Linked DNA regions of Homo sapiens: region 2 is linked to region 1. Evidence: chromatin loops called from intact Hi-C (ENCODE). Cell type or tissue: ascending aorta. All regions are shown on one strand. Each heading gives the region's core, and the rest is flanking DNA. Links, peaks and the distances in the headings are about the cores only. Region 1 has its middle 170 kb from the start of LINC03017. Region 2 has its middle 250 kb from the start of LINC03017.

Region 1 (16,296 bases), core at 8,039-12,038:
ACAGATGAAGTGTGGAAAAAGAAAAAAGAAAGAAAGAGATTCACAGGCAGGCACGTTCAAATTCACGTCTACCACTCTAGACTTAGCTTCTCTTCTATCTGGGAAATGGAGAGTCAGTTAAAAACATCATCTTCTTTCCACATAGCATCTTTCATTGAAAATATTCAGTATAAAATGGCAGTTCTGTCCTCAAGGAATGAGCAGACTACTTTCTTTTGTGTGTTCTATCTCTCCAGCTTCATATAGTGTTTGTGAAGATGAAATAAAATTGTAAATCAAAATGCTTCAAAATTTATAATGCAATAGATAAATGGAAAGAATAAAGATATCGAGATGATATTAATTCAGGTCAACTTAATTCATTTAATTCAGATTCTTATTATTCACTGAATATATTACATTGCTATAGTTTCTGATAATGACCATAAGCAGAGACAAGTACATCACCTTACATCACAACCAAGGACAAGGGGGGATGCTAGGCCTGATCAAAGAAATAGCACTAATTAAGCATGTTCCATAGGCAGTAAGCTTTTTATGGGCCAAACCGTGTGGCTTTTAGGCTTTCACATTGGCTTCTCAGTGGTATAGTCTTTGTAAACTACCAGACTATGCACTAGTTTCCTAGGACTGCCATAACAAATTATTAATACAACAAACTGGGTAGCTTTAAACAATAGAAATTGATTTTCTCGCACTCCTGGAGGCTAGGTGTCTGCAATCAAAGTGTTGGTGGAGTCTTCTTCCCTCCAAAGGCTTTAAGAAAGAATGCTACCATGTCTCATTTAGTGTCTGGTGGTTGGCAGCAATTCTTGATGTCCCTTGGCTTGTGGCAGCTTAACTCCAATTTCTGCCTCTGGTCCTGACATAGCTATCTTACCCCTGTACGTCTGATTTGCCTGTGTCCAAAGTACCCTCTTTTTTTTTTTTTTTTCCTCTCTCTCCTTTTTTCCTTTATTCTCTTGTTCTTCTCTGTTCTTTTTTTTTTTTTTTTTTAATTATACTTTAAGTTTTAGGGTACATGTGCACATTGTGCAGGTTAGTTACATATGTATACATGTGCCGTGCTGGTGTGCTGCACCCACTAACTCGTCATCTAGCATTAGGTATATCTCCCAATGCTATCCCTCCCCCCTCCCCCCTCCCCACCACAGTCCCCAGAGTGTGATATTCCCCTTCCTGTGTCCATGTGATCTCATTGTTCAATTCCCACCTATGAGTGAGAATATGCGGTGTTTGGTTTTTTGTTCCTGCGATAGTTTACTGAGAATGATGGTTTCCAATTTCATCCATGTCCCTACAAAGGACATGAACTCATCATTTTTTATGGCTGTATAGTATTCCATGATGTATATGTGCCACATTTTCTTAATCCAGTCTATCATTGTTGGACATTTGGGTTGGTTCCAAGTCTTTGCTATTGTGCTATTCACAATAGTAAAGTACCCTCTTTTAAAGACAGCAGTCGTTGGACTTAGAGCCCAGACTGAGCCAGTATGATCTCATCTTACTTTGGTTACCTCTACAAAGATCCCATTTCCAAATAAGGTCACATTCATCGGTTCTGGTGTTTAGAACTTCAACATGTCTTTTTTTGGGTAACACAATTCAATGCACAAAGAAATTATAAAATTCAAAATTTGTATGTGTTTTTAGATGGGAAGCATCAATGTAGGCGATTTGAAGCCTGCTCTTAGAATTTAGGCCTTCCTTTAAGGAAAAAAAAAAAAAATCCTTCAAACAGTTTAGCCAGACATATTAGGTTTTCATCTGGGATTCATGATCCAGAGTAATAAAGATAATTCATGTGTAAGTCTTTGTCCTATGTATATCAGTTTTAATAGAAACATTATAAAATGACAAATACCCAGTTCATAATGGAACCAGGAGTAATCCTGTGTCCTGGCTGTCTGTGTTACAATTTTTTTCTTATTCTTCAAACTTGGTAAACCTCCAAATAGGGTATTGGAAGACAGACCAAACCAAAAAGTGATCTCCATTATTTTTATATTTCACGGGTTTTTAAAAATCATTTATTTATTTATTTTTAATAGAAATGAGGGTCTCATGATGTTGCCCAGGCTGGTCTGGAACTTTAGGGCTCGAGTGATTCTCCCGCTTCAGGCTCCCAAATTGCTGGGATTACAGGATACTTAATGCTTTTAAGTTAAAAATTATCACAAAAATTTTACTCTCACACTGTGTTCATCATAATTATTATATCTTAATTGTTACAATTTCTTCATTAATACATGCTTTCAAAAATAGGTAAAATGATGTGTCATAAAAAAACTATCATCTTGTTCAGAAAACATTACATTAATATGATACTCATATTATATTGCTTACAGAATACCAACACAAAGTTCATTTTTTGGCCAATGTTTTGTTTTAAAAAATAATTCTGATAGGTGGAAAAGCATAAAAACTAAAGAAAACATGATTTAATATACTTGTCCAATAGAAATTTTTATGCTATTGAAAATATTTAAATCTGCAGTGTTAACTATGATAGCCATTATAGTAATATATTAATGTTAATATAATGAAACTTTGTCATATTCATCTTTTAATTAGTATGTGTTTGTAACTTAATTAACACTTTACAGTGTGCATTTAAAAATATGAGTAAGTAAATTTAGGCTTATGGTTGTAAATTTTTAGGTTTCACAGAATCAAAACATAGTAATATGAGACCTTTTTGTCCAGTTATTTGTGAGAATTTTAAATGATTATTCTTGCACAGTACTACATTTTATACAACTAGTTTAATTCAAGAGTTTGTAAGTTAAGTCTAATATAACATAATTCAATATAGTAATGGCCAGATAATATATATCTACTAAGCACTTGAAATGCATCTAGTACAAATGAGGAATTGTATTTTATATTTTATGTTTTATTTAGTTTAAATTAAAATAGCCATATATGAATAGTGGTCAGGATACTGGATATCATAGTTCTATTAGATTTGCATAAAGCTAAAGGGATATGACTGTGCCTTGGAATATTCCACTCTTTAGGTCTCCAGATGGGTCCAGTGCAGCAATGTTCACAAAGTTTTTTAAAAATTAGAAAAAATAATTTATCTTTGATCATGATTGTTAAATTTCTTTCTTGAACTAACAAAGGAAGCATTGAAGTGAGTGGAATAAGAGGGAAAATGATGAATTCTTTGGCTATATCAAATTCATTAAAGAATGAAATTTGTTCTGGCACAATTACTATGTACTTTATAGCTCATTTAACTAACTGCTCATTATCCCATGAAATGGAAAAGCATCTTGGTGCTCAAATCCATCTGGCTGACAAAAGGTCACTGAAGACTTCTTAGAAAGCCAAGTGAAACTGATTATTTCCTAACAAATCAATGCTTACACCCAAAATTCCACTCACATACAAAGTGTCAACTGTCACCATTTTTGGTATATTCAGCAAAGTAATATTTAAAAGAAAAATTTATAAGTGAGTCATTTTCAGCCACAAGGGGTTTGTTTTATTATTACTGCTTTTTGATATATAGCTAATGTGTAAAAAATAAAATTTTCTGTTTTTCTTACCTCCAGACTATGGCAGAAACTGTGTCATAATCATTTTAATGAATATGTGTTTTCAACTTAAGACTTTACAGTATGCACTTAAAAATATGAATAAGTAAATTTAGGCTTATGTTTGTAGTTTTTTAGGTTTCACATAATCAAAACATAGTAACAATTAGACCATTTTGTCCAGTTATTTGTGAGAATTTTAAATGCTTATTCCTGCACAGCACTACATTTTATACAACCAGTTTAATTCAAGAGTTTGCAAGTTGAATCTTTCCTGTAGGTCTTTCTTCATGCTGTATTTGCTTCTTGAAGTTTCTTTATTTTTATTTTTATTTTTATTTTTTTATTATACTTTAAGTTCTAGGGTACATGTGCACATTGTGCAGGTTAGTTACATATGTATACATGTGCCATGCTGGTGCGCTGCACCCACTAACTCGTCATCTAGCATTAGGTATATCTCTCAGTGCTATCCCTCCCCCCTCCCCCCACCCCACCACAGTCCCCAGAGTGTGATATTCCCCTTCCTGTGTCCATGTGATCTCATTGTTCAATTCCCACCTATGAGTGAGAATATGTGGTGTTTGGTTTTTTGTTCTTGCGATAGTTTACTGAGAATGATGATTTCCAATTTCATCCATGTCCCTACAAAGGACATGAACTCATCATTTTTTATGGCTGCATAGTATTCCATGGTGTATATGTGCCACATTTTCTTAATCCAGTCTATCATTGTTGGACATTTGGGTTGGTTCCAAGTCTTTGCTATTGTGAATAATGCTGCAGTAAACATACGTGTGCATGTGTCTTTATAGCAGCATGATTTATAGTCCTTTGGGTATATACCCAGTAATGGGATGGCTGGGTCAAATGGTACTTCCAGTTCTAGATCCCTGAGGAATCGCCACACTGACTTCCACAATGGTTGAACTAGTTTACAGTCCCACCAACAGTGTCACAATTGCTTCAAAGAGAATAAAATACCTAGGAATCCAACTTACAAGGGATATGAAGGACCTCTTCAAGGAGAACTACAAACCACTGCTCAAGGAAATAAAAGAGGATACAAACAAATGGAAGAACATTCCATGCTCATGGGTAGGAAGAATCAATATCGTGAAAATGGCCATACTGCCCAAGGTAATTTGCAGATTCAATGCCATCTCCATCAAGCTACCAATGACTTTCTTCACAGAATTGGAAAAAACTACTTTAAAGTTCATATGGAACCAAAAAAGAGCCCGTATCGCCAAGTCAATCCTAAGCCAAAAGAACAAAGCTGGAGGCATCATGCTACCTGACTTCAAACCATACTACAAGGCTACAGTAACCAAAACAGCATGGTATTGGTACCAAAACAGAGATATAGATCAATGGAACAGAACAGAGCCCTCAGAAATAACGCCGCATATCTACAACTATCTGATCTTTGACAAACCTGAGAAAAACAAGCAATGGGGAAAGGATTCCCTATTTAATAAATGGTGCTGGGAAAACTGGCTAGCCATATGTAGAAAGCTGAAACTGGATCCCTTCCTTACACCTTATACAAAAATCAATTCAAGATGGACTAAAGACTTAAATGTTAGACCTAAAACCATAAAAACCCTAGAAGAAAACCTAGGCATTACCATTCAGGACATAGGCATGGGCAAGGACTTCATGTCTAAAACACCAAAAGCAATGGCAACAAAAGACAAAATTGACAAATGGGATCTACTTAAACTAAAGAGCTTCTGCACAGCAAAAGAAACTACCATCAGAGTGAACAGGCAACCTACAAAATGGGAGAAAATTTTCGCAACCTACTCATCTGACAAAGGGCTAATATCCAGAATCTACAATGAACTCAAACAAATTTACAAGATAAAAACAAACAACCCCATCAAAAAGTGGGCAAAGGACATGAACAGACACTTCTCAAAAGAAGACATTTATGCAGCCAAAAAACACATGAAAAAATGCTCATCATCACTGGCCATCAGAGAAATGCAAATCAAAACCACAATGAGATACCATCTCACACCAGTCAGAATGGCAATCATTAAAAAGTCAGGAAACAACAGGTGCTGGAGAGGATGTGGAGAAATAGGAGCACTTGAAGTTTCTTTTTTGACTTCATTTTATAAAATAGTTCTCATATTTCCTCATCCTTTTGGCATCAGAAGACATAGGGAAAATGGCCAGGTAGGTTATAATTTAAGCCTATAAATTTAAAAACTTATTTATATTGCAGAAATATAGAAAGGTAGTTGGAGGTCTGAAATAAAACATTGAAAATGTAAGAGAAATAATTCATAAGAAATGATGAGCCGAATGTCTTATATGAGAAAAAGACATGTAGAAAATTTCATACATTTTTCATGAACTCACCAAGAGGACTTGATTGTGAAAATGCCATCCACACCATCAATTCTTCTTCACCTATATATAAAACATGATTGACTTTCATAAATTTAGTTTTCCCAATTATATTCTCAAGTTTCCTGTTTTTAATTTTTTTTTTTTTTTTTTTTTTTTTTTTGAGATAGGGTCTCACTCTCTCAGGCTGGAGTGCAGTGGCATGATCATGACTCACTACAGACTTGAACTCCTGGGCTCAAGTGATCCTGCCACCTCAGTCTCCTGGGTAGCTGGGATTACAGGTGTGAATCATCATGCTTGGGTAATTTTTAAATTTGTTTTTTATAGAAACAGGGTTTCACCATATTGGCCAGGCTGGTCTCAAACTCCTGGCGCCAAGTGATCCTCCCACTTTGGTCTCTCAAAATGTTGGAATTACAGGGATGAGACACCATGTTTCATTCAAGTTTTATTCTCCAAATATTTGTCATTTATCAATCTTTTGCCTCTCAGATCTAAACCCACCCTTCATTGCTTGCTCTATGAAAACACAGGTAATCCATTTAAACTTGTTTTTTTTTTTTTTTCACCAGCTATGCTCTGCTATGCTTTGTCAGTAGAGGATGCTTAAGAGAAATGGCAGGAGGAACGAGTTTTTCTTCCTGGTTCTGGGTTGTTTCATTGGATAGTTCTTGCATACAAGTTCCCAGCAACCAGCTCCTGTAGTGCAGATGGCTTCCCCAGTACTCAGCTCCTACAGAACATGGTGTCTGAAACCCCTCTAGTAGTCAGTAGCTTCGTACTGGAGCCTCCCCAGTATAGCACTTACTTATGAATGGCTTTTTCTGGCATGCTAAAAGGCAGCTCTCTAACAAGTTCTGCCAGTATGCCTGGTACCACAGCAATTTCTCTGTCCTTTAGTGATCACAGCAATGCCCTCTATAACAAAGTTCAGATCTCAGCCCTGACAGGGCAGGGTTCTCTTTTGCCCTGCCTTAAATACAAAAGTAATGCCTTCTCCTTTACAGCTGCTATTCCAGTATTCATTAGAGTTGTCTTTAACTCTTACTAATCTCTTCATTATTCATATATCCTGTTATAATAACTAATTCAGTATATTAGCTTTTTCCCATTCAAGTTACAGTGAGGTTTCTCTGTCTTAATTGGATCCTGATTTACACAGTGGCAGCGGTTGCCTAAAAGCCAGGCTAGTGTTGCATTTCATCTCTTTGATTTCTGCGCTAGCCAGAGAAGTGTTAATCTATTGTATTCATCTACTGACAGGTAGTGAGTTGAATAGTGTCTCCTTGAAAAGATATGTTCATGACCTCACTCCTAGAGTCTGTGAAGACCTTACTGGGGTCGGGGGTGGGGGGGTCTTTACAGATACAATTAACTTAGTGATATCAAATTAAATCATACTGGATTACCTGGGTGTTCCCTAAAACCAATGACAGCTATTCTTATGAGAATGAAGCAGAGGGAGATTAGACAGACAGAAAAGGAGGACACACGGGGAAGAAGGCTATGCTAAGACCAAGGCAGAGATCCGAGTCATGAAAAGCCAAGCCAAGGAGCACTTGGAGACACTAGAAGCTGGAAGAGGCAGGGAAGGATTCTCCTCTAATGCCTCTGGAGGGAGCATGGCCCTGCTGACAACATGATTTCAGACTTTTGGACAGATAATACCTTTCTGTTGTTTAAGACATTGTGTTTGTGGTAATTCGTTAAGCCAGGCCAAGGAAACTAACACAGACGAAACCAGAATCCCAATGAATTTGACAACATTAATGATATATTATCTAAATTCTAACTCAATACAGATAGATAACAAATGTATTTTCTTCTACCAATTGAAAATGAATTTCATGACTGCTGTTCTTTATTAAACATTCTATGTAATAATAACTAATAAATATGATAGCAATGGAATAAACTATGATAAAATTCATATTAAATATTAAAGCCAATCAAAAATGTAATGAATAATTATGATTGATGACAATGCCATTGATGATACTTATTACCTGTACTCAGTAACTGGTATGTTTTTAACCTTATATATTCCATATATAAGCTTCTTCAGAATTTTTTTTCTTTAAGTGCTATAGAATAATTTTAATTGGTAATCAAATAATACTGATACCACTAAAAATTTGAAAAGCCATAATGATAATAGTTACACTGCTGAACACTGTCTTTATAATTGTATATTTAATATTTAAACTCAAAAGGAAACCTAACAATATTAATGCATTTTATATTCATTTACCAAGAAAGGCAAGTGAAAAAATTTGAATTATTTGTAGATAATTCTCTTTCTAATAATTCCAATTTCATAGGCATTTCAGATCTAATTTCCATATTTTGTTCCTCAGAAAATTACAATATACTTAGAGCACAAAATTTATCATTTCAATAAGAAAGAAAGTTTATAATAAAGTTCTTAAGTGGGGTCCATATATTCTTGTATAAAATTGTAACAGCAAATAGAGTAGGAGCTAACCTCCTTCTAAGAATTAAAACATGGAGAAGAAAATTTACAAATTAGCCAAGTCTTAAGAACACATAACTGTGTTTTTATTGTACTTGTTATTTTCTATGTAAATAAAGAAGAGGTTTAAAACTAAAAATAATAATAATGAAGGTAGTATACTCTTAAATCCACCATGGAAATTAATACCTTTATTTCTTAATTATACCTACTTTGGGATCAGCCTAAATCCTTCCAGGTTTGAGATTTCTTATGAAGCGCAGTCTAATTTCAGCCTTCTGAAAGAATTCAGTGGGTTAGCTTTCAAGAACAAAAGGAAAAATAATTTATCTAATTATTGGAAATTCCAAGAAGAGAAAATGTCTTATGCCAAGCCTAAAATATTTATATTTTCTTGAATTAATTTATAGCTAGCAAACTCTGTCTTCCGAGTTCTCAAAAATAAATGTAGACTTAAAAATCTACTTAATTTTGTATGCTCTTTAAAACAACATTTTGATGAGTTAAATGTAAATGAATCAGAAACATATGGATAAACTCTCTTTAAAGTATTTATAGCTATAAATATATGCATAAAAGAGGAAACTAAATACTTTGCAAAATATAGTTTGGGCTTGCCACACAATCATTTGATAATTACTTGAGTTATTTATCATCAGTGAACAGGACTGCTTCCTCCTTCCAGAATTGCTTTGAATGTGGTGAAAATATTTTGTGGAAATTAGTAGAACCTATTAGAGGAAATCCTTAGTTCCCTCTGCCTAGATTGATAACATTTCAAATGAACCAACAATATTTAGCCATAAATAATTATCACACATATGGGAAATTAATTGTATTTTTTTATCTTAATTATCCACTTCAGTAATCATTAAAGTTATATATGATAATATTGCAGCAATAACATTTGGAATATAGAAAAGTATATCAACAAGATTGAGGGTAAATGTTGATATTTCTCTAAGAGGGGATAAAAATCATTATAATTTGGAGGAATGAAAACACATAATTGCTATTAAGCACTTTATACAATTGTATAAAGAGTCAAAAATTTACATTTTATTAGTCTACAGTATATTTATATTCTATTAAATAATTATTAATTTTTGTTTTTTTCAAATCTACCTACATTTGGATGTTTGAAGACCTTAGCACAGCATAATGTTACTAAGTGGTAGATACTTAGACATGTAAACCATTATTAATATTTGTTCATTGTAATGGTTAATTTTGGGTGTCAATTTGACTGAATTAAGGGATAAGCAGGTAGCTGGTGAAGCATTATTTATTCTCAATAATTGCATTAATTATTCTCCATGCCTCAGTAGGCACTGAACCTGTGCCTCTCTGTTGAAAAGGAAACCCAGGTGACTTGGCATTTGATTAAAATAATTAGGTTGCCCCAAGTATGTCTATGAGGGTGTTTCTGGAGGAAACTGGCACTTAAGCCTGGCTGAGTAGGATCCACCCTCAGTCTGGGCAGGCACTAAGCAATCAAGTCTGGATGAACAAAAGGGCAAATGAAGGGTGAGTTATTGCTCTGTTTCTTTTGAAGCTGGGACCCATTTCTTCTGCCCTCGGATATCAGATTTCCAGATTGTTTGGCTTTTGGACTCTGGGACTTTGACCAGCAGCCTCCATGCCCTAGGACTTGAGGACTTGGTCTGAGTCATGCTACTGGCTTCCCTGGTTCTCAGCTGTAAATGACGTGTTACGAGACTTAATCTCCGTAATCAAGTGAACTAGTTCCCTTAAGAATTTCCTTCTCATATATTTATTTTTCTCTCCCTACATGTATGTATATTATTGTTTCTGTCTTTCTAAAGAACCTTGACTAAAACATTAATGAAAGGTACATTTCTCTGCCTCACAGTTTTTACTTTTTGGTTCATACATTACAAAATCCTACCTTTAGATTTAATTAATATGGCTTTTTTTTTTTCAAATTTCTTGAACATATTTCATCACATATTAGTTAAAAGGAAGTTTTTATTTTGGGGGGGTATAATCTGCTTTATGAGCCATACAAATTAGCGTGTCATGAGTCATACTTTCCACCAAGCATTTCAAGTGTGAAGAGGCATCCAAATTCAACACAGAACTGTTGCCATGGTATACGTTTCCCGTCTTCTTCCTTGGTCTACATAGGATTCAACTACTCAGGCATTTTTAGGACATTAATTGAAGGGGATAACAATAATACCTCTATCAATCCTTAAACACTCGCTTTTGGCCGGGCACTGTGCTGTCTGCTTTATGTTTTTGTTTATGGTAATTACATTTTCTTATTTCTTATTTCATTAAACAATTCTAATATTTCCTTACACTGTAAAGATAGACTGACACAAAATCATAAACATTCCTGGATATAAATTTTAATCAAAATTCAAAGTGTTTCTTGTTCAGTGGTTTCTGTCTAAATTTTTGGATAATCACACTAGAGTTCAATATGTTTCCTATATAATCTGACAATAGTGCTTATGTCTCTGTCCTCACACAGCTGCACTGTGATTCAGACAACCTGAGTCACAGACCCTCTATGAAAATTATTGTTTATGAAATACAAAATTTAAAAAACAGTGATGAACAAATTATTGAATAAAAAAGGTGTGAATTCATAAACATCAAAGACACAATTGCTTTCAATTTAAGGCTTTGTTCAGAGTCATGTTTCAAGAAAGACATAGTTTCCAAAATATCCAGTTTTAGTTATGAATCATATAATCAAAAATGCATGATGTTGGTCAAAGCATATAAAGTTTCAATTATGCAGTATGAATAAATTCTGGAGATGTAATGTATAGCATGGTGACTATAGCTAATAGTAGTGTATTTTTTACTTGGGGATTTGCCGAGAGAGTAGGTCTAAAATGTTCTCAGCTAAAAAATTAAAAAGTAACTATGTGAGGTGATGGATATGTTAATTAGCTTGATTGTGGTATTCATTTCGCAATGTACACTTATATCAAAACATCACATTGTATACCTTAAATATTTACAATTTTGACTTGTCAGTCATACTTTAACAAAGCTGGAAAAATGTATGGTGCTCTACACCTCTACACTGTGATGAAAACATGTTTCAAAAATCAATAATTGTGCTTATTAACATATTGGAAAGTAATGGTTGATGATCGTCTATTTGCTCATCCTCCAGGTATAATTGAAAGTCAATAAATCCAGTAATCTCAAGGTCTTTTAAAATTCTGAGGTTTTTTTTTTAAGGCTTACACTGATTGAACAGTTATTGCATTTTTATATTCTATCTTCCAAATAAATGGGTGAATTGATTCTGTTTAGAAGATAATCCCTTTATCTTTTACTTCAATCACCTTAGAAAATGAAAGAAATAAGAAAACAAGGACTGCAAACTAACATCCTCTTGGTATTTTAAAATCAGAAAAGTATTATGTTGTACTACAAAGAAGGTACCCAATGATATACTGTATTCTTGAAAAATAATAAGACAGTGGATACTAAGTGTCCTCACCACAAAATGATAATTATGTAAGGTAATGCATATGTTAATTAGCTAGATTTAGCTATTCCACAATGCATATATACTTCAGAACATTATGCTCTACAAAATGAGTACAATTTTATCTGTCAATATAAATGAATAAATTTGAACATTCTAAAAAAAAGTTACACAATGACTAATGAAAATGAGGTAATATAATCTTCCATGTCGTTCCTATGCCATTAATTTTAGTTTTGTTTGTTTGTTTGTTTATTTTTTTAATAGACAGAGTGTTGCTCTGTTTCCCAGGCTGGAGTACAGTGGTATGATTAGTGGCTTTTTTACTTATTTTTTGTAGAGACTGAGTCTCACTTTCTTGTCCAGGCTGGTCTCCAACTCCTGGCCTCAAGTGATCCTTTCACCTCAGACTCCCAAAGTGCTGGGATTGCAGGCATGAGCCTCTGCACCCAGCCCCATCAATTTGAAGAATGTAGGATATGGCTCAGTAGTTGTGATTTAACTTGGGCAGATTTTGTGAAGATAGGAACTTTACAGGTAAAACTATATCTGTTTTCCTTCAGTGAATTGACTTTTTAAAGCCATCTATTATTCAGTAAATCAATACATAAGTAAATAAAAACTATTTATAGCTATACAAAATAGTTATGTTATTGAATCACATTGTTAATTATAGCAATAATTACCCATTCATCCAACAATTTTCAGAGCTGACCATATTTAATTCTTGAATGTAATCTTTCATCTCTGAGGTACATATAATTTTCACATTATTGTAAAAAATAAATTCTGGGAGAAGAAACAGCATGCTGCTTGTCAGGGCCAGGTCTCTTCTATTAAATAATAAATACATTATCTATTTTAAATGATTTATTTAGTAAATTTTATTTAGCTTTTTATTAGGAGTTTTAAAGTAATCTATAAAATAGGTTAAAATCTTAGAAAAATTTGCTTGATTTTGATTTTTTTCCTTTGGTTTAGTAATTAGTGAGTTTGCTTATAATATAAAAGGCTTTTCCTTATGTCATATGTAACCCTAGATAGCAAAGGTTCTGTGGTTTACCAGGGCAATTTTATGCAGTCTTTGTTGATTTTATTACATTCATTTTTTTTAAGAGAACAAATATTCCTCCTTCATTTATAAAATAGCTAATTTCTTTACAATCCTGATAACTTATGTGTTTATTTTAAACTATTTTATTTTCATTTACTTAAATACATAACAAGCATTGTTTTTCTGGCACTTGATATTTTATCTTTATTGAGTTTAAATACACTCTGAAAACTTCATTTTGCCTTCCAAAATTGGATCCTAAATTTTTTAAAAGTAAAATAAAATTTTAAATATATGTTTCATGCTTAAAACAGGAAAATCATAAAGTATTTTATTCTTTCATATTATAGAAAGAGACATAGTTGAAATAATTAGGGTGTTTGATATATTATCATTTTAAGGGTTTCCATGGAAGAGTTCCCAAATATGAAGACAGTCAGCCTGCTTTAGGTTAAGTTTACATAGGTAAAATATTATTAATAAATATTTTTGGCTTTAGGTCAAATGTATATAGGTAAAATATTGTTACTATGAATACTTTTGAAATTGTATGTTTTTTGAGAACTTTCTAGAGATATTTAAATGCCCATGCACTCCATCATGTGTATTTATCCACAGATAACACACTGATCAAAACTAAGTCCAAGATAGTCCGTTGTTTTCCTGTATTTATTAGAGTCCTGGCAGTGCTTTGTTAAATTATATTAGAAATAATAGTACAGTGTTATCAATCAAAATGTCAGTTATACAAAATATTTACTAACCACAACTCAACTTCTTCCATTTGAATTTTGCACCTTCTAGGTCACTGGGGATGTGCATCAGACTTACCCATGAAGTTTTATAAAAATACAGGTAGCTAGGCCTACTCTAGCCTTACTGAGTCTCTCTCTGATACTCTTGATATATTTAAAAGTTATGTTTCAGAATATTTCATATCTCAATATATAGTTTTTCCATCAAAGTTATACTCATCAATTTTAATACATCAGATATAAAATTCAATGAGGTCTTTGAAAATATACTTGATCATTATTCTTAGAGACACTTTGTCTAATTTTTTTTGGAATGGCTTTAGTATCTTTGTTGTGCATGCCACAGAAGAAAACAAATTTTCTTGTTGATTGCATTATTCTTATTATGATCGCTCATCAGGCATTCCATATTTTAAAATTAACAGTAATAAATTAGTATAGTCATTAAATTCTTGTTATCTACAGATGGTTTTAATTTAACTCTGATACTTGCCTGAAAGTTCTGTATATATGCTACACAACAGTTTGTGTCTCTCACAAAAAAAAAAAAAAATGACAGTGTCAGATCCTCATGGGAAGGGACTATAGTAGGTGATTTAAACTTTGGTACTATAAAAGTATGTGTTTAGGTATAAGCTTCAGTGGGTCTCCGTGGGTACAGGTTTCTGAGCTTGCAACACTTAGATGACTTTCACATTACGCCAGTGGACTGAGTCAGAATTTCAAGGCTCCTTTTTATCTAGAAGCAGACAGCTTTTATAAAAACAAACTATTGAACCAAGATGATTCAGAACAAGAATTAATTACATAGTATGAATTAACTCATAAATGGAATTTATTATAGTTAGTTCCTTGTAGCCATGTTGACTTTGATTTAGTGTTCTATTTTCTGGTTCTATGAAAAATAATTTTGTCTGCCTTATCACACTTTTATTAACAATTCAGAAGCTCTGTTTTTGTAAAATAAAACATTTTAAATAATATCAGATTCTCACTGATTCCCACACAATTCAGAAACTCTAAGTTTTGTTACTTTTCATGGCAATTAGGTTAATGAGAATCTATTCTCCTTTTAGTCAGGATGTTTTCTGAGCAAACTGATGAGTATAATGCCCATTTATTTAAAAGGGTCTGACTCTGATGTCACCAAGATAGTGGAATAGAATATACCAGCCTCATCCCCCTGCAAGCAAATACATACAGCAATTCACAAAACAGAATATCTCAAAGAGGGCTCAAAGGTCCGTAAGGAATCTGAAACAACACAATAGAGCAAGCATATTGATAAAATCTACATAGTAGGGTTCTTGGTAAGATTGGCATACCTCAGAGAGCAGGAGATAGCAAGGAGCAAAGAAGAAAGGTGAAGGTTATCAATATTAACCATACTTGGGAAACATTGCAGTCCCAAGTAGCCTGTTTTCATAGAGGATACCAGCATTGCTTGCCACTGAGGTGACCAATAGCCATTCCTATGGAGGAACTCAAGTACAAGACATAGCTATACACTCTTCTACCTCACATAGTAGCTACTCTTCTGCCCCTTCAAAAAAGGAGCCACCATGTCTCGCAACCCTGCATGTGCCCTGACCTCAGAGCTATGACCATCTGTGAGTGTCCACATGCCAGACTATGAAAAAATAGAAACTGGGGACTAATAGGGAGCAGGGAAGAAGGGGGTCAAAGGCTGTAAAACTGTGTTGTGTACTATGATAATAATAGTACTATGATAAGTATCTGAGTAACAGGATCAATCTTAACCCAATTCTCAGTGTCATACAATATATTCATGTAGCAAACCTGCATGTGTGCCCCCGAATCTAAAATAAAATTTGAAATTATTAAAATAGATTTTTGACATCTTCTTGTAGCTTATTAGCTCAATTTTTTTTGTCACTAAATAATATTGGATAGGATAGATATAACACAGTTTGTTGGTAGTTACCTTTTGTAGGACATCTTGGCTGCTTTCTGTTTGGGAAATTATTTATAAAGCCATTATAAACTTGTATGTATATATTTATATTATATATATATGTCAATGTGTATATATAAATATATATTTATATGTAAAGTTTCAGGTTACAAATATACATGCAAAAATCTACAGTATTTCTATACACAAACAATGGACTATCTGAAAAACAAATCAAGAAAGCAATCTCATTTACAATAGCTACAAAAAGTAAAATATTCAGATAAATTTAACCAAAGTGGTAAAACACATGGCACTAAAAACTGTAACATATTAATAAAATAAATATAAAAAGTCACAAGTAAATGGAAAGATATTATCCTGTGTTAATGGACTGGAAGAATTAATATTATGACAATGTTTACACTACTCAAAATGATCTACAGATTTAATGCAATCCCTATACAAATTCCAGTGATTTTTTTTTTTCACAGAAATGGAGAAAACAATTCTAAAATTTGTGTGGAACCACAAAAGACCTTAATAGCCAAAGGAATATTGAGCATAAGGAAAATAGTTGGAGGCATCCCATTTCTTGACCTCAAAATATACTGCAAAGCTATAGTAATTAAAACAGCACAGTGCATAAAAACAGATAAACCAATGGAACAGAATAGAAAGTCCAGAAGTTACTCCATGCAATTGCATT
Region 2 (16,296 bases), core at 6,183-10,182, 85 kb before region 1:
CCTAGCAAAGCAATCACTGGGTATATTATCGAAAAGAAAACAAATTGTTCTACCAAGGAGACCCATACACTCATATGTTCATCACAGCACTATTCACAATAGCAAATATGGAATCAACCTAGATGTCCCTCAGTGGTGTATTGGATGAAGAAAATGTAGTATATATACACCATGAAATACTACACAGCCATAAAAAGAACAAAATCATGTCCTTTTCAGCAACATGGATGCAGCTGCAGGCCATTATCATAAGTGAATTAACTCAGGAACCAAATACTATATACTCTCACTTAAGTGGGAGCTAAACCCACATTTCTGGTTTCTCAGTAACATAAAATTGCAACAATAGACACTGGGGACTACTAGAGTGAGGAGGGAGGGAGAAGGGCAAGGGTTAAGAAACTTACTACTGGGTACTATGCTCAGTACCTGGGTGATGGGATCAATCGTATCCTCAGCATCACACAATATACACATGTAACAAACTTGCACGTGCACCCCCTGAATCTGTAAAGTTGAAAAAAATAAAACATATTCTGTTTCCATTTTCATGTAATAGTTCTTCAATTTGAAAAAAAACAGACACTTTGATAGGAGTTGATTCAGAAATAAAGTGACAGTATTTCAATACCAGATGTGTGTTGTCAGTTTTATATACATTTTATCAAAAGAAAATAAATTTTTTGATATACAAAAGAAGAACTACATGTCATAGTTATTTCTAATGGTACACATAAAGGAATAACTTTAATAGAGCCTTATAAGTTAGAAAGGCCTAAACATAGTATATAAAAAGCTTAAATTCTTAATGTAAAATACATGAACACTTCTTAATATTTTGCTCCTATGGAACACAAGAACATTTCTGTTTCTAATTGATGTATACTCCTGTGTTGTTGGAAAGATTCTGCACAACACTTTCTGGTAGTTGAAAAAAATGTGTGATGGCATACATATAACCAGTTACTGGCTGCTCAGCATATTAAAAATAATTTTGAAGATAAAACAAATATCAACCTTGTTATCTTGTACAATTCTTGAAAAATGCCTTATGATCAATTATCAAATAAATTTATCACTGTTATCCCCATATTCTGCAGATACTAATAGTAAATAAAGTAGAATATTTCTGGAAGCCTGCCATTTTAGTTAAGTTTGAGATGTTAATATTGAACCAAATTCATTCTGTTTTAAATAAAGCAAAACCTGAGAGTTTAGTATTTGAGAATATTAGTTTAAGAAATGATTATCCTTACAACATTCCTTTCATTGATGGTCATGTGCTATGTGAAATAATACATAACATCAAAACCTTATTATTATTTTTGTTTTTTAATTTTTCTTTTGTTTTTGAGACAGGGTCTTGCTCTGTTGCTACAGGCTGGAATGCAGTGATAACAAACACAGCTCACTGCAGCCTCAACCTCTTGAGCTCAAGAGATCCTCCTGCTTCAGCTTCCCGAGTAGCTGGGTCACAGGTGTGTGCCACCACCACAACTAGCTTTTTTTTTTTTTTTTTTTTGTAGAGACAAGGTCTCAGCACTTTTCCTAGGCTGGTCTCAAACTCCTGGGCTCAGGTGATCCTCCTGCCTCAGCCTCTCAAAGTGTTGGGATTACAGGTATGAGCCATTGCACCTAGCCTAAATCCTTGTTTTCTATTTTTTCTGTGTAAGTAAAAATATCAGAAGTCCATTTTAATAACATACATTATTTTTTCAATATGATAGATAGATAAGGAACTTTCATCTCAGACTTATTTCCCCCCCTACTGTCACCTGAATAGGTTTTAGCCACCTCCTCAACCTAAATGGAGCATAAGCAATGAATACATGCTTACATCACAAAATATAAGTAATGGACTTTTCTTTATCAGATATCTGAGTTGTCATCATGAGGGCTTTTGCTTTGTGGGCCATGATAACTTTTTATATGCAATTAATTTGTATGTCACTTACTATAAACAGGAGAAACAGTTTTCTCACCCTTCCATGAAGTAATTTATATAATATTGATTAAATATATTTTAGTTTTGAAATACGTTTTGCAAACATCCTCTGAATTATGCTACATTTCATCATTGAATAAATTTTTTAGATACTTTCAGGTAAATATCCTACTTCAAAATAAATTTTATTACAGCAGATTAAAAGCAGAAATAAGTACTTCAAATGTCTTTATTGTGGTTCTCTTAGTAAAGTTTAATGACAGCTTTTTAATATTTTATGTCTGCTCTTTTCTAATACGAGTTATATTTACTGGATTTCTGCCACTTTGTTATTAGAAGTAAAAAATATTAGAACAAGTAAAAAACTCTATATCTCTTTACAGTTTAACATTTTTTTTTAAATTTCTTTTTAAAAAATTATACTTTAAGTTCTGGGGTACATGTGCAGAACGTGCAGGTTTGTTACATAGGTATACACATACCATGGTGGTTTGTTGCACCCATCAACCCGTCACCTACATTAGGTATTTCTCCTAATGCTATCCCTTTCCTAGCCCCTCACCCCCAGTGTGTGGTATTCCCCTCCTTGCATCCATGTGTTCTCATTTTTCAACTCCCACTTATGAGTAAGAACATGCGGTATCCGGTTTTCTGTTCTTGTGGTAGTATTTCCTACTAGTCAAATATATTAATAATTCTCTGACACTTCTAAACCACAATCCATCTTCAGTTTCTCCTTTAATCATGTCTAAGAAACAGCTACTAATTTTTAAAAATTATTCTCTAACATTATCTTTTATCGAAAAGTTTTACTACACTATAGGTAAAATTTACCACTACATTTCTTAGGCCTTCAATGTCTTTCTTGCGTATTTCTATTTATAGCAATCCTTTCAACTGTTTTCCCTTCTTTCGTAATGCTCTAACTCACCCACAATGGCTGCCCCTGGAGTCTCAGTGGAACATTTAGTGAGTCTCAAACACTAAACCGTGGTCACTGATCACATTTTAACTAGCAATAAGATGAATTTCTCTAATTACACAACATGAAAACTGAGCTAAATTGCTTAGCACATTTTTCAAAGGCAGGAAATAGCAATCTTCATATATGTATTTTGGTATACATTTTACATTGATATATATATACTTAATAATATAATTCACTGTAATATAAACATGTATATTATTTATGTGTGTATAATATAAACTGTCTTTCATAAGTTGTAGGTGTATACCTCTGGCTTTCTTTTTTCAATTGAGACATAGTCATTTTCATACTTCTTCACAGCATTCTGTAATATACCAAGATGATGTGATTTAGTTTCTATAAATTTTTTTCTCTGATGGATTTCTACTGTGCTTTCTCAGCAGCTTCCTTCTCCTTCATTTCTCAAATAATTCTGCAAAATCAGTATGCAGGCAATAAAATCAATTGGTCTTGAAATGGTTCTTCTAGTACAGTTTTTAGGTTTTTCCTTTTTTTTTCCTCTCCCTGGGATAGAAGACTGATAATGACTATGAAAGCTTCCAGGCAAAAGTAAAGATAGTCTTTTAGGAAAGTATCCTATTTAAAACCCTGTGATTCTTAAAATATATGAATTGCTACTTAAATATATGTGCGTGTGTGTGTGTGTATATATATGTGTGTATATATATATGCATACATATATATGTATATATATATACATACATATATATGTATATATATATATACACTCATACATATGTATATATATACACACACACACACACACACACACACAGTCATGTAATTGCTTTTTCAGAAGTCTTCCAAGGAATAAAAATAACAAAAGTTTTTTAAAGTTTTGCAAAGCAATTTTTAACTGGTTCAGCCAGAACATCATTAGTGAAATACTATCAATGCCTAAATTACATTTATGTTGTATTTATACAGTGTAACTTAATATATTCCAAATAATAAAGCTTATATTCTGAAGATGTATATTTTGAGGATATAAGAAATATTTTTGCATGAAAATAGAAGTCATTGTGAATGTTTTAAAAAAATAAAACTATGTATATATTTGTGCACACGGATTCATGAACAAATAATTGCACCCTATGTTACTGACAATTGTCCTTATTCAAATATAGGTAAAATTTGCATTCATTTTTCCCTTCTGTGGGTAACACTTCATTACAAGAAATCTGTGCCTTTTTATTCCTTGCTTCATAATTCAGATTCTTGGCACATAATACTGAATTTTATGACTAAAACTGAAGTAAATCATGCACAGCTGTCTCTATTTTAGGCATTTTTTTTTAAGTTTGTTCTGGTAGTGTCGCTATTGTGCAACTCGGTGTTACTGAATCATTGTGTGTCCACAATTTTGTATGAATTATGTTGATTTCTAACCATTTTTCAATTATTGGGCACTTTCATGAATGTTCTCTAAATGTCATTGAAAATTTTCTGACAATATTCAAATGTTGGTTCAAAAACCACACTGATATTAATGGTAAAAGACTCTAAAAGTATTTTTGGTTAGGGGCTGACAAAATACAGCCCAGAAGCCAAATCCAGTTCACAGCCCATTTTGGTATAGTTTTCAAGCCAAGAAAAGTTTTGTTGTTTATAAATGTTTGTTTAAAAGAAGAAGAAAAAGAATGATACAGAGACTGCCCGTAATTACTATCTCCCCTTTTATGGTGAGTTTACCAACTCTTGGTTTTAGGTTATCCCACCATAATTATTCACTGCTTTTATAATACCTTGTTCATAGTAGTAATTCAATAAAATATATTGGATACTCATATTATTCACTTCAGTGACTTGTTAATTTTTATTTTATTTATAAAATTGTAACAAAAACTAACATTACTGTAAAAGGATAATAAATAATTATTAGAGAAATCATTCCTTTATTTATATAAATTGCCTGATGAAAAATAAAAGACAATAACATTTATATTATCCGAAGCAGGGGAAAATTATTTTTAAGAGATGATACTCGAACATTTTAAAAATACATGATCAAATATGAGTTAATTGTATAAAACATGTACGAAAAAGATATGCGAGGAAATTACTTCCGCAACGTCCACCTCCCAGGTTCAAACGATTCTGCTGCCTCATCCTCCCTAGTATCTGGGACCACAGGCATGCACCACCATGCCCGGCTAATTTTTGTATTTTTATTGGAGACATGGTTTCGCCATGTTGGCCAGGCTAGCCTTGAACTCCTGACCTCAGGTGATCCACCAACCTTGGCCTCTGAAAGTGCTGGAATTACAGGTGTGAGCCACTGCACCTGGCTGATATATATGTTTTTCAATGAGATCAGTCATGTAAAAATCATGGTATATTACCATGTTTTGGTATGTAAGACAACTTCACTTAGCTACAAAAATAAATGCTAAACATATAATTGAAAAAATGTAGTCTATTTAAAGCTGTATGTTTAAATTTAGTGATTTCTAGCCCAAAGAATAGAGGCATAAAATGCAAATGATTAATTCATTAAAAAGATTTCATTAATAAGCATCAGGAGTAGACTGGGAACTGAATTTTACAGAATTTCTTACATTCTACTCAAAAAACGTCCCCCTCTATCTCTCTACAACTGATTTTCCTTTGTCAGCTGACTCTAGTGTTTCTTAACCAAAATCCTACCCACTTTAATTGCCATATTTATTTAATTCTATTAAAGGCAGCAACATGAGTTTATAATTGTTAACAAAAGTACACATGCAGCAAACAGAAATATTTTAGTCATAGATTTCAGATAAAACTATTTTTTTTATTTTTTGTAACCAAAGTAAATGACATACCAATTTAAAAGAGAAAAGAAATATAATGAAACAGCTTATATTTGAGCCCTTCCTTATTTGTTAAATACCTCCTGGCATTATTTCATTTAATTCACACAATGATTCTAGGCAGCAGGTACTGTCATTAGCTTCTTTCTACAGATCAAAAGTTGGAAGACTTTACTCAAGGTCATAAAACTAACAAGCATGAACCCAAAATTCAAGTCCCTAATCTAGAGCACTGGGTTAAGTATGCTTAATGATTTATGTACAGCTTTCCGTCTATCCATTGTATTACACGGGTATGTGGAACATTATACATAAGTCTGGGGTATATTTGAAGAGCTAAGACAAATGCAAAAGTTAGGAAAAAGAGAAAAAGGAAAAGAGAGAGATTACTGAGAGGAACTATAATTATATCATAAATATCTTTAGTATTTAAGCATACATATAAAGCTAAATCATATAAGTATTGATTTAAAGTTATAAACAGCTATAAAGTTTTATGCATTTGATAAGAAAACAAAATGCAGTGACTTACTTAAGATTGAGAATACACACTACTTCTAATCTCAACGTCCTTGAGATCTGTAATATGCAGGCTGTTGCTTGCCACCACTGGGCATGAGCAGAGTTACTGGATTCTTCTCATGGGTTATTCTCAAATTTGACTGCATTGGAATCACCTGGGATGCTTTAGAGTTACTAAGGTCTGAATCCTACACCAAGAGATTCTAATTGAATTGGTCTGGGATAGGGCCTGAGCAATAGGAGTTTTAAAACCTCCTCAGGTGATTCTAATGTTTTCTGAGTCTTAGGAACAATTTATTTTAACTACTTGCTGATTAGCCTACCCCTTCCCTGCTCACATCCTCGCAAAGCAGTTGATGCTGAGATTTGGTCTGCTACAGATGAGGGTAAGAGACTTTATGTCTTTCAGATTCTCAAGTGTGTTTCTCAGAGTGTGATCCCTGAACCAGTATTTGCATCACCTGGGAACAAGTGAGGCATATAAATTCTCAGACCCAATCTAGACCATTGGATAAGAAACTGGGAGTGGGATCCAGCAATCTAGCTTAACAAGTCCTTCAAGTGATTCTGACTCCCACTAAAGTCTGGGAGCTACTGTAAGCCCAAAAAACCCAGTTAGGTATTTATACCTTTTTCCTGTTTTTCAGTAGAGGATTTGAAACGAACAAAAAGTACGCTCATGTTGTTTTATAATTTATATTTTGAAGGAACATATAATTTACATTTTACATTACATTCCAGTTCCTTCAGATTCAACTTCATGGTAAGGTTTTAATCTATTTATTTATTTCACCAGTCATGTTACAAAAAAAAAAAAGTGTGTGTATGTATAATGTTATATCAGACTTATCAAATGTGTTTATATAATAAATTATGATTTCTTTCAGGTATATTTTAGCATCACTGGTATAAATAGTTGAGGTATTTTGCTTTTATTTTGTGGTTTGAATTTATAAGAGAGAAGTAGGCATTTAGCATAATCTGAGTACCTAAAAATCTACAAGGAGATTGAAAGTTTTAAATCCATCTGCAATAATGCCTATAAACAAAGTAAAGGTGCCTGTAATGTATTTACACAAATATATGGATAATGTGTTAAATAAATACATTATATATTATATTGATTTATGTAAAATATTATTTTATTGTCATTTAACAGCATGTGATAAACTTTATGTAGATTTTATATAGATACATAATCTGTCATTTGGTTGAAATATTAGAGGCAGGATATTTTAAGATTGTAGGTCTAGAGTTCTTCAGACCCTAGTTCATCTCCAGGATTGCTCATACTAATTAAATGTGATTTTTGAGAAATTATTTAGAAATTTGAGTTTTCAGTAATATTTTGTTTCCTTTATATTCCAGTTTCTTCCTGTGTGAAACAGAGACAATAGTATCTATTTCATAGTGCCACAGTGAAGTTAATATTTGAGATAATATATGTAAGTCTCTTAAACCTGGTAGCCATGAGACAGCACTGAATAGATATTAGCTATTTTTATTTATATTGTTATATGCAAATATTTCTTTATATAACATAATCTTTTTTAAGAATGTATGCTTTTAGAGGTTCCATGAAAATAATTTATTTTGCTGTTTTAATAAATAATATTGTCAACCTTTATATTAAAAGTTTTGTGGAGAAGGTCTCCAGGCCTAAAGAACCACCTTGAAGGTTATAATAAAGTGATTTACATAGTGGTCTATTGTTCACTGTAAATGCAGTGGAACCTTGATAAAATATGACCTGCTATAGCATGAAATTTAGCATAATCCCAGTGATTGGTGCTGGTTACTGAAAGAACCAGAAGGTTCTTGTTATATTATTTTATCTTTATCTCAGTTGCCTGGCAAAGACCCAACAAATCATGTTTTAATGAAGTCCATCTTTGGAAAAAAAATGAAACAAAATACTATTCTTCACTTTTGCAGAGCTCTTACAGTATTTATGATAAATAAATGGAGGATAGGCATTAATAGGGAGGCATCACTTGTCTGGGAGGTAAAAAGAAAAAAAATGCAAATTATTGTAAATACAAAAGTTTTGAAGTTTTGTCCTTAAAGTATTGAGAATGTAGAATGCCAAATAATCGAATTATTGAAATTGGTTGAATTTAAAGCAGCTTATTGTTTTTTATGGCCATGTTTTGTCTATAAAATGATATAGGTGTTATCTTGAGTATCATTCATAATTTAAATAATATTCAAAGGTTCTAATATTCTAATGTAGATCTCTAATTTGTTCTGAATACCTCACATTATTTTTTTAAATTATCTTTTGAATATTTGTCTTGGATACATTGCACAGTTAAAGAATAGAAACTGTGATTTGACATCGTGTTTTATGTGCTTTGTACTTCAGTTGCTAGCATGGTGCTCGTCATAAGGCAGACCCTCAGTAAATGTTTTCTGAATGATGGAAAGTTTCTAATTTTTCATGCATTGATGAGCCATACTATGTGTGTAATTTTATACTACTCATGTTGCTTTTGTTTGAGGAAAGAGTCGTGCCTAGTCTTGTTGTTTTCTTCCATCTGGAGGAATATCCATTAGGATAACCCTCCTGATCTCTCTCTACCCCTATTCATGCCTTCCCAGGAGCCAAGAAATGATGCAAGTGACAGGTGACTCTGGAACTAGAAACTGGGATTGCTTTGTTTGTTAATCCTTTTTGTCCTCATGTCATGTCATATTGGGATCCACCTCTCAGTGTAGAGCAGGAGCCTGGGTCTGTTCCTGACCATGTGGTAGGCTTGGAGGTATAAAACCTACAGGGGGAGACCTGTGGCTCTGCAGCTCTACCTGTAACTGTACAGATGAGTCTGCCTGATTCTTGGGTGAAGATGAGGACGTCAACACTTAAGGATTAGGATATAATCCACATAAGCCACAGTCTATATTTGCTCCATCCGTGGTGAAGCTGATATTTTTATTTCCCTCTTTTTTTTTCCTATCTCTGCCCATCTTGATTGTTTCAGAACTCAGACAGGAAAAAGTGGGGTGTGTATATTGATTCTCTTGAACTTCAACAGATTTATACATATATAACTTTTATGTTGGAAATGCCACTGACATAAAGGCTTGGATAGGCAAGGAGAGCATGCTGGTAACAAATATTCACTTAGCTGGAGCTCAAATCAGCATACCTGGGAAAACATGCTACTAGACAGACGAGTGTTTTTCATTTGAGAGCTCTTAAAACAAGAGTTCAGAAATGTCATAGTGCCAACAAATATTAGAGATGTGGTATTCATATTGTGACTGAGAATCCTAGAGAACTCCTAATTTTCCATGAGTATTCACCAGATTACTTTTAGCAACTGGCAAGTGGACAGAAAATATTCATATCCTTAGTTTTATGAGCAGAGATATAGTTTTATTTCTGAAGTACTGTCATCTCTTGTAATAGAAGACTATATTTTTTTCTGTTTTCTCCAAACCAGCACATATTTCTCAGTCACAGATTTTCCTAAATATACTTAGGTACTGGCATATTTTTTTTCTTCCATATGCAGTTGCCGTTTATGTACTGCCATCACCGATTAGAAGTTGAAAAAAATTAAAATGTCCCACATAGAATATTTTCACTTATGTCCCATTTTTGTCAAAAGTTTAACTTTTTACTTCACATAAAGTTATTATTTTTATAGCACTCTATATTTCCATGACTAGCAACATTGTCTTCACATATTCTAAAACCTGAAATAGGGAAACGTACATAGTATCACATTTTCCTAGTTGATACCCTGTCCAATTCGTGGATTTATTGTTTAAAGCAAATGGAATCAAATGTAAAAATCTATAATATTTGGGATGGGATTTATCATCATGAAATGAAAGAGGCTGTATATACATACATACACACATATATGCTTAAGATTATCTCTTATTTGATCCCCTAAATTACAACTCAAATCTATTAGCCTTTATCCTATTATTTCTCTTCCTTCATCCTATATTTCTCCCGTTTTGTTCTTCTACTAGCTCTCCTTTCGAATCACTCCCCTTTGCTACTGGATGGACAAAATCTCCTACAGCACAGTTGCCTCTCAAAGTTAAAACATTTCTTGAATAAATTAATTAATACATGTAGTAGTTAAAGCAAGAGGAGTTAAATTGAAAGCATGACTCTACCAGTTTAGAGCTGAATAACTGAAAGTGTAGTTTTAATATCCCTAAACATCAGTTTCCTCCTCTGTGCTTTGGGGATAATATGATCTCTTTTTCAGCATTGTTATGAGTATAAGGGATAAAGTTAATTAAGTGCTTTATATATATATGTACTCAGTAAAATGTAGCTAGTATTATTAATAAAACATTGTACATTATTAATTAAACATAATACTTAAGACATTCACCAATGGTTAATCATTATTATTAATAATTTACAATTGTTATTGATAATTAATGAAGTATCAATGATAAGAACACTTAGAAATACCAGATAACACCCTATGAGTCATATGATATCATACGGAGTTTGGACTTGCAGGAGATGAAGATACTAATGTCACATTAGTATCTTTTTCCGGACTTTTCCAGACTCTCCTTATGTTAACCTTCCTACGTTTTTGTGAGAACCTTTACCCCGAAAACGGGTCCGCTTGGGAAGTGGGCCTGATACATTTAGCCTCCCCACCTCACGACAGGTATTTCTGACATAAAGTCACATTCTGACCCCAATGACCAGTTTATATAGGGCATGGTATTATTTTACCATGTGTGGCTTTCCATCATTTCCTGCAAGCAAGGTCTAAGAAAGCCTCAGAGCGACTATGCATTTGTTCCAGTGGCAAAGGAAAAAGTAAAGGGTTATGTATACCACATTTTAGGTCCATTTGGAACCCAGGAGGTTTTTGTGGTCTTGCTCTGAAACCTAGCCTAAAAAACATCATGAATAATATGGCTTCTGTGGAGAAATTTCTTTTGAATTCTGAACAAAGAAATTTTAGAAACACTCCCCTTTACCATTGCAGATGACCCATGTAAAAGGTTTCAAATGTCTCAGCATACAAATGACATATACTTTGGCGCTTTCTGTTCATCCTCAGTTCCTGAAACATAATAATTATTTCTAAGGGGCAGACTTTGATTTGCAGATTAATTGGGCACACTGCTTTTTTTTTCTTTGTATTTTTCCCACACATCTTTTCCCTTAAAGTGCACTACAACATCATTATCACAGTGCTCCTATCAATGTTTAAAAGCCCACTTTTGAAAGCCGTAATACCTTTGTTCAACGCTGATTTGTATTCGGCTTTGTAGAAAAATTAACTTAAGAGAAACTTTACTGAAACATGAATACTAACCCAGAACGGGCTTTGTATTTGAGTGAATGTAACTTTGCACCACTTCTGAGAAGTTTAGATTGCTCAATTCCCTAGCCACTCCTTCAGGCCCTGGGTGACACTCTGAAATGGATTAAGTCCATTGCCACCTCCTTTCTCTTTTCTTTGTAATGGGTAATATTACTGTGTCTTTTGTAAAACACTCTGAGTTTCTGAGATGAATGACAATAACAGCAAAGAAGAAAGGTATTGCTTTGGGATTAAAATGAAACTAGACAAATTTTTACTGGCTTTATCTCTGGCAAGATTGCAATAGAATGTTTATTCTCAAGTGTCATGGAATTTAACCTGATACAATAATCTCAGAATCTAAATAGGGATCAAGGACTGTCTTTATTTCGAAACTGCTGAAGTTTTCTTCTCAGTACATTCATGGTTATGATAAGAAGTTACAGCCACTGAGAACTGTTTGAAGTTTATGGAGTGTGACCTATTTATGAAGTTGTATATAAACAAGCTATTAATATATATCCTCATAGCAAAACACAAGGTAATTAACTTAAGCTACATTTTGAACACTAAGTACTTATAAGATAATCAGTCTCTTCATGAATGCAGCATTTAATTGTAAAATAAAGTTAATAAAATTAGCTATATAATATTTATATTAGTTTAATAATTTTATTTTTAATGTTAAAATCTTTCAAATACATACTGAATAGAGAATAATGATAGACCATCTTGTATCAAGCAACCAGCTTGAACAAAAGTTAATTTTTTCCATATTTGCCTCAGACATTTTTCTCAAAATTTTTTATTTTGAAAAATATAAAGCTAAAAAGCAGTTGGAAGATAATATATGACTATCCTTTATAGCTTTTCCTGAATTCACCCATTTTAACATTTACATTTTGTCATATTTGCTTTATCTCACTATATACACACATACACACATGTACACAGGTGCTTCTATTTAGGTGTGTATATATTTCAAGTTAATTTTTGCAATGGTGTCAGTCAGAAAGGGACAATGTTAATTATCCCCCAGGTATAGTGGGTTGTGTTAGTATCGTTTAAAAAAAAAAAAAAGTATTTTTCCAGTTGAATTACTTTGGTACCCATATCAAAAACACACTGACCACATATCAGTTTATTTCTGGACTTTCTATTTGGATTCCTTTATTAATAGATCTAATCTTATGCCAGTGAAACACTGTTTTGATGATTGTAGTTTTATCATAGGAAATCAGAGACCATTCTCATATATTTTTCAAAGGTGTTTTGGCAATTCTTAATCCTTTATTTTTCCATATACATTTCAGATTTATATTGTCAATTTAGGTAAGCACACACTGAGATTATGTTTGGGATCTTGTAGAATCTGTAATCAATTTGGGGAAAAACAGTATCTTAAGCATTTAGTGTTCCATTCCGTTAAAAATTATATATCATATCAATTATTTCGGCTGATTTTCCTGTAATGTTTTGTAATTTTCATAGTGTAGGTCTTACACATATTTTGTTATATTTATCTTTATTATTTTCAAAATTTACTATCATAAAATTATTTTTAAAGTTATATTTTCAAATTGTTTATTCTAATAGTTTAGTAATTCTAATTTAGTAATACAATTTATTTTTGCATATTGATCTTGTATCCTGCAATTATGCTAAATTGACATTATTTTTACTAGCTTTTTGTTGAACACTGAACTTAAAAAAATTATGAAAAAAATTACGTCATCTGTAAATAGCCACTTTTGCTTTTTTCCCCCTAAATCTTTGTTCTTTTATATATCTTTTTTCTCTCAACTCTTTTACCTGTTAGGAATGTAGAACAATGTTGGGCATGTGCTGATAGTGAAATTCTAACCTTGCTTCAGATCTTACACAAAAAGCGTTTATAAATGAGTGTGGAATTTTCCCACATTTTTTTTTAATCCACTGGGTTAATTATATATTCATTTTCGTTATTTTGTTAATACGTTGAATTACATTGACTGATTTTCAAATGTTAAGCCAATGTAGAATTTCTGGAATAAACCCATTTGGTCATGATATTTATCTTTTTTATAGATCGATGGCTTCAATTTGTAAATATTTTATTACAGAGTTTTGCATCTCTTTCATGATATATTATTCTATAGTTTTCTCTTCGTTAACCTTATTTTGTTTTCCATAATGTAATGAGTCACAAAAGAAATTTATTTGTTTTATTCTTTCATTTTTTTTGTTAGCACAAGAAAACTCATAGCCTTAAATTCATAGAGTTGTTTAATTTTATTCCATAATTTTTCTTATGCAATGTTTTGATTTTTCATTAATTTTTAGAAATTCTGCAATTTTATTATATATTTTCCCTTTTACACAAAAGGTGTAAAATAAAGTTTATAAATTTTCAATTGGAAGATCGCAGGATAGATGCAGCCAGGAGGAACATCTTCCACAGAGAGAAAGGGAGATTGGGAGACTGGCACACTCCTAGCAGATCTTTCAAGGGAAGGCACTGAGAGTTGATGGAGGGAGGACATAAATGTTGAGCTGAATGGGGAGGAATCTGGGAACACTGCAGGGGTTACTGAGCATTGGGACTCATTCCTGGGCCTCAGTGACTCCTAGGGAAGGGGTGAATTGGACAGGCAAGGAATGGCTCACTTTTGCCATGGACCTCCAGAATCCTGGCAACAGGAGGCCTCACAATATCATGGACACTTGAGTTGTCAGGGAGAACTGCTTAGAGAGGTGATGGGGCAGGACTTCAGCCTGTGCAGAGCTCAGAGGGCTTAGTGTGGAATCATCTGCCATGGAGCACGGCCAGAAATGTCTATCCGTCCCTCAAAGATAAGAATGCTCTTCTAGGAGACTAGCCTTAGTGACTGTCAGACCTGGATGGAGGAGAGAGGTCTTGCCCATGAGGCAGGGCCAGTCTGATCTGAGTGGCCCTCCTCTCTCCTGGCCTCTCCCAGGACCCCAGCCTGGCTACAGCTTCTTGCAGCGCAGCCTCGGGGGCCCAACCGGCGTGTTTCTGAAGGACCCTCATTATAGCTCCTTTACTGGCAGACCATGCCTGACCATTGGAGAGCTCCTGCAGATTGGCCTCTGCCGTCATGCACCAGCCCACCAGCACTCTTCCCCTACTGCAGCCTCCCCTACATTGCTTTGCTGGTATGCACTTGCCCACAGCCACCTCCCCTGCCCACTGCTTTGCCAGCATTCCCATGGGCAGACTTCACCTCCCCTCCTCTTCCAGCACAGGTACTCTACTGTGTGTGTCACTGCTGCCAGCCAAGCACACCCTGCTGCTCCTCGCCTGCTGATGTGAGGGCACCTGGCCATGTCACAGTCACTGGTGTGAACTTGTGCATGAACACCAGCAACCCTGCCCCCTAGCACCGCCACTGCTGCCAGTGCAAATGTGTAGGGGGGCTGGCAGCCCCATGCATACCAGCACCCCATGCCTGCCACCAGCACCACTGGGACTAATGCAAGCACAGGTGCCAGCAACCCTGTCCCTACCAGAGCCCCACCACCACCATGCTGCTGCCACAAGCACATCCAAGAATGCCACAGCCCCATTGACATTGTTACCGTGCTTCAGTTGACGCATGTGTACCTCACCACACTGCTGTGACTAATGGCGGCAAGCAAGCACAGATTCTGTTGCCACTGCCTGAATGAAGTGATATTTTCCATTGGACTAATCTTTTTATCATTATATAATGTCCCTGTTTGTCATTTTCAACTGCTGCTGCTTTAAAGTTTGTTTTATCTGATATAAGAGTAGTTACTCCTGCTCACTTTTGATGTCCATTTGCTTAGAATATCTTTTTCCACCCCTTTACCTTACATTTACGTGAGTCCTTATGTGTTACATGAATCTCCTGAAGACAGCAGAAACTTGGTTGGTGAATTCTTATCCATTCTGCCATTCTGTATCTTTTAAATGGTGCATTTAGTCCATTTACATTCAACATTAGTATTGAGATGTGAGGTACTATTCTATTCATTGTGCTATTTGTTGCTGAATACCTTTCTTTTTCATTGTGTTATTTTTATGTAGGACCTATGAAATTTGTACTTAAAGATGTTCTATTTTGGTGTATTTCAAGGATTTGTTTCAAGATTTAGAGCCCCTCATTCTGATGCTAAAACCTGGCAAAGACACAACAACAACAACAACAACAAAAAACTTCAGGCCAATATCTTTGATGAACATAGATGCAGCAATCCTCAACAAAATACTAGCAAATCAAATCCAGTAGCACATCAAACACTAATTTGTTGATTTGCATTTCTCTAATAATTAATTAAAGTTGAGCATTTATTTATGTGCTTGTTGGATGAGTGTATGTTTCTTTTGAATAGTTTGTTCATGTCCTTTGCCCACTTTTCAGTGGGGTTGTTTTTTGCTTGTTATTTTTTTTTTTAAGTTCTATATAGATTCTGGATAGTAGACCTTTTCTGGTTGCAAAGTTTGCAAAACTTTTCTCCCATTCTAAAGGTTGTCTGTTATTCTTTTGATAGTTTCTTTTGCAGTACAAAAGCTCTTTAGTTTAATTAGGTCCCATTTGTCAATTTTTGCTTTTGTTGCAATTGCTTTTGGTTTCTTTATCATAAAATCATTGCTAAGGCCTATTTCCAGAATGGTATTTCCTAGTTTATCTTTTGGGGTTTATAAAAACCCTATAAAGCTTTAGGTCTTACATTTAAGTCTGCAATCAATCTTGGGGTGAATTTTGTATATGGTGTAAGGAAGGG

What was found. A loop is a pair of places that touch in the nucleus more often than their neighbours do. Peaks named below come from ENCODE experiments on the same cell type or tissue, not always from the same donor. Only the 100,000 strongest peaks of a DNase experiment are listed, where the experiment ranks them.
Region 2: it touches region 1 in a loop (2.6-fold over the local background); 2 of 110 quality-filtered maps call a loop at or near these places.

Annotation. Positions count from the first base shown.
Region 1 is chr7:84,695,788-84,712,083 of GRCh38, reverse strand. No RefSeq gene overlaps it. Among named protein-coding and RNA genes, the nearest start is that of LINC03017, 170 kb to the right of the region's middle. RefSeq lists enhancers at 14,202-14,371, 14,623-14,792. In ascending aorta, for the core only: no CTCF peak of the experiment used is centred there; a DNase peak (open chromatin) is centred at 10,043; H3K27ac peaks cover 1,483 bases.
Region 2 is chr7:84,778,992-84,795,287 of GRCh38, reverse strand. No RefSeq gene overlaps it. Among named protein-coding and RNA genes, the nearest start is that of LINC03017, 250 kb to the right of the region's middle. In ascending aorta, for the core only: no CTCF peak of the experiment used is centred there; no DNase peak of the experiment used is centred there.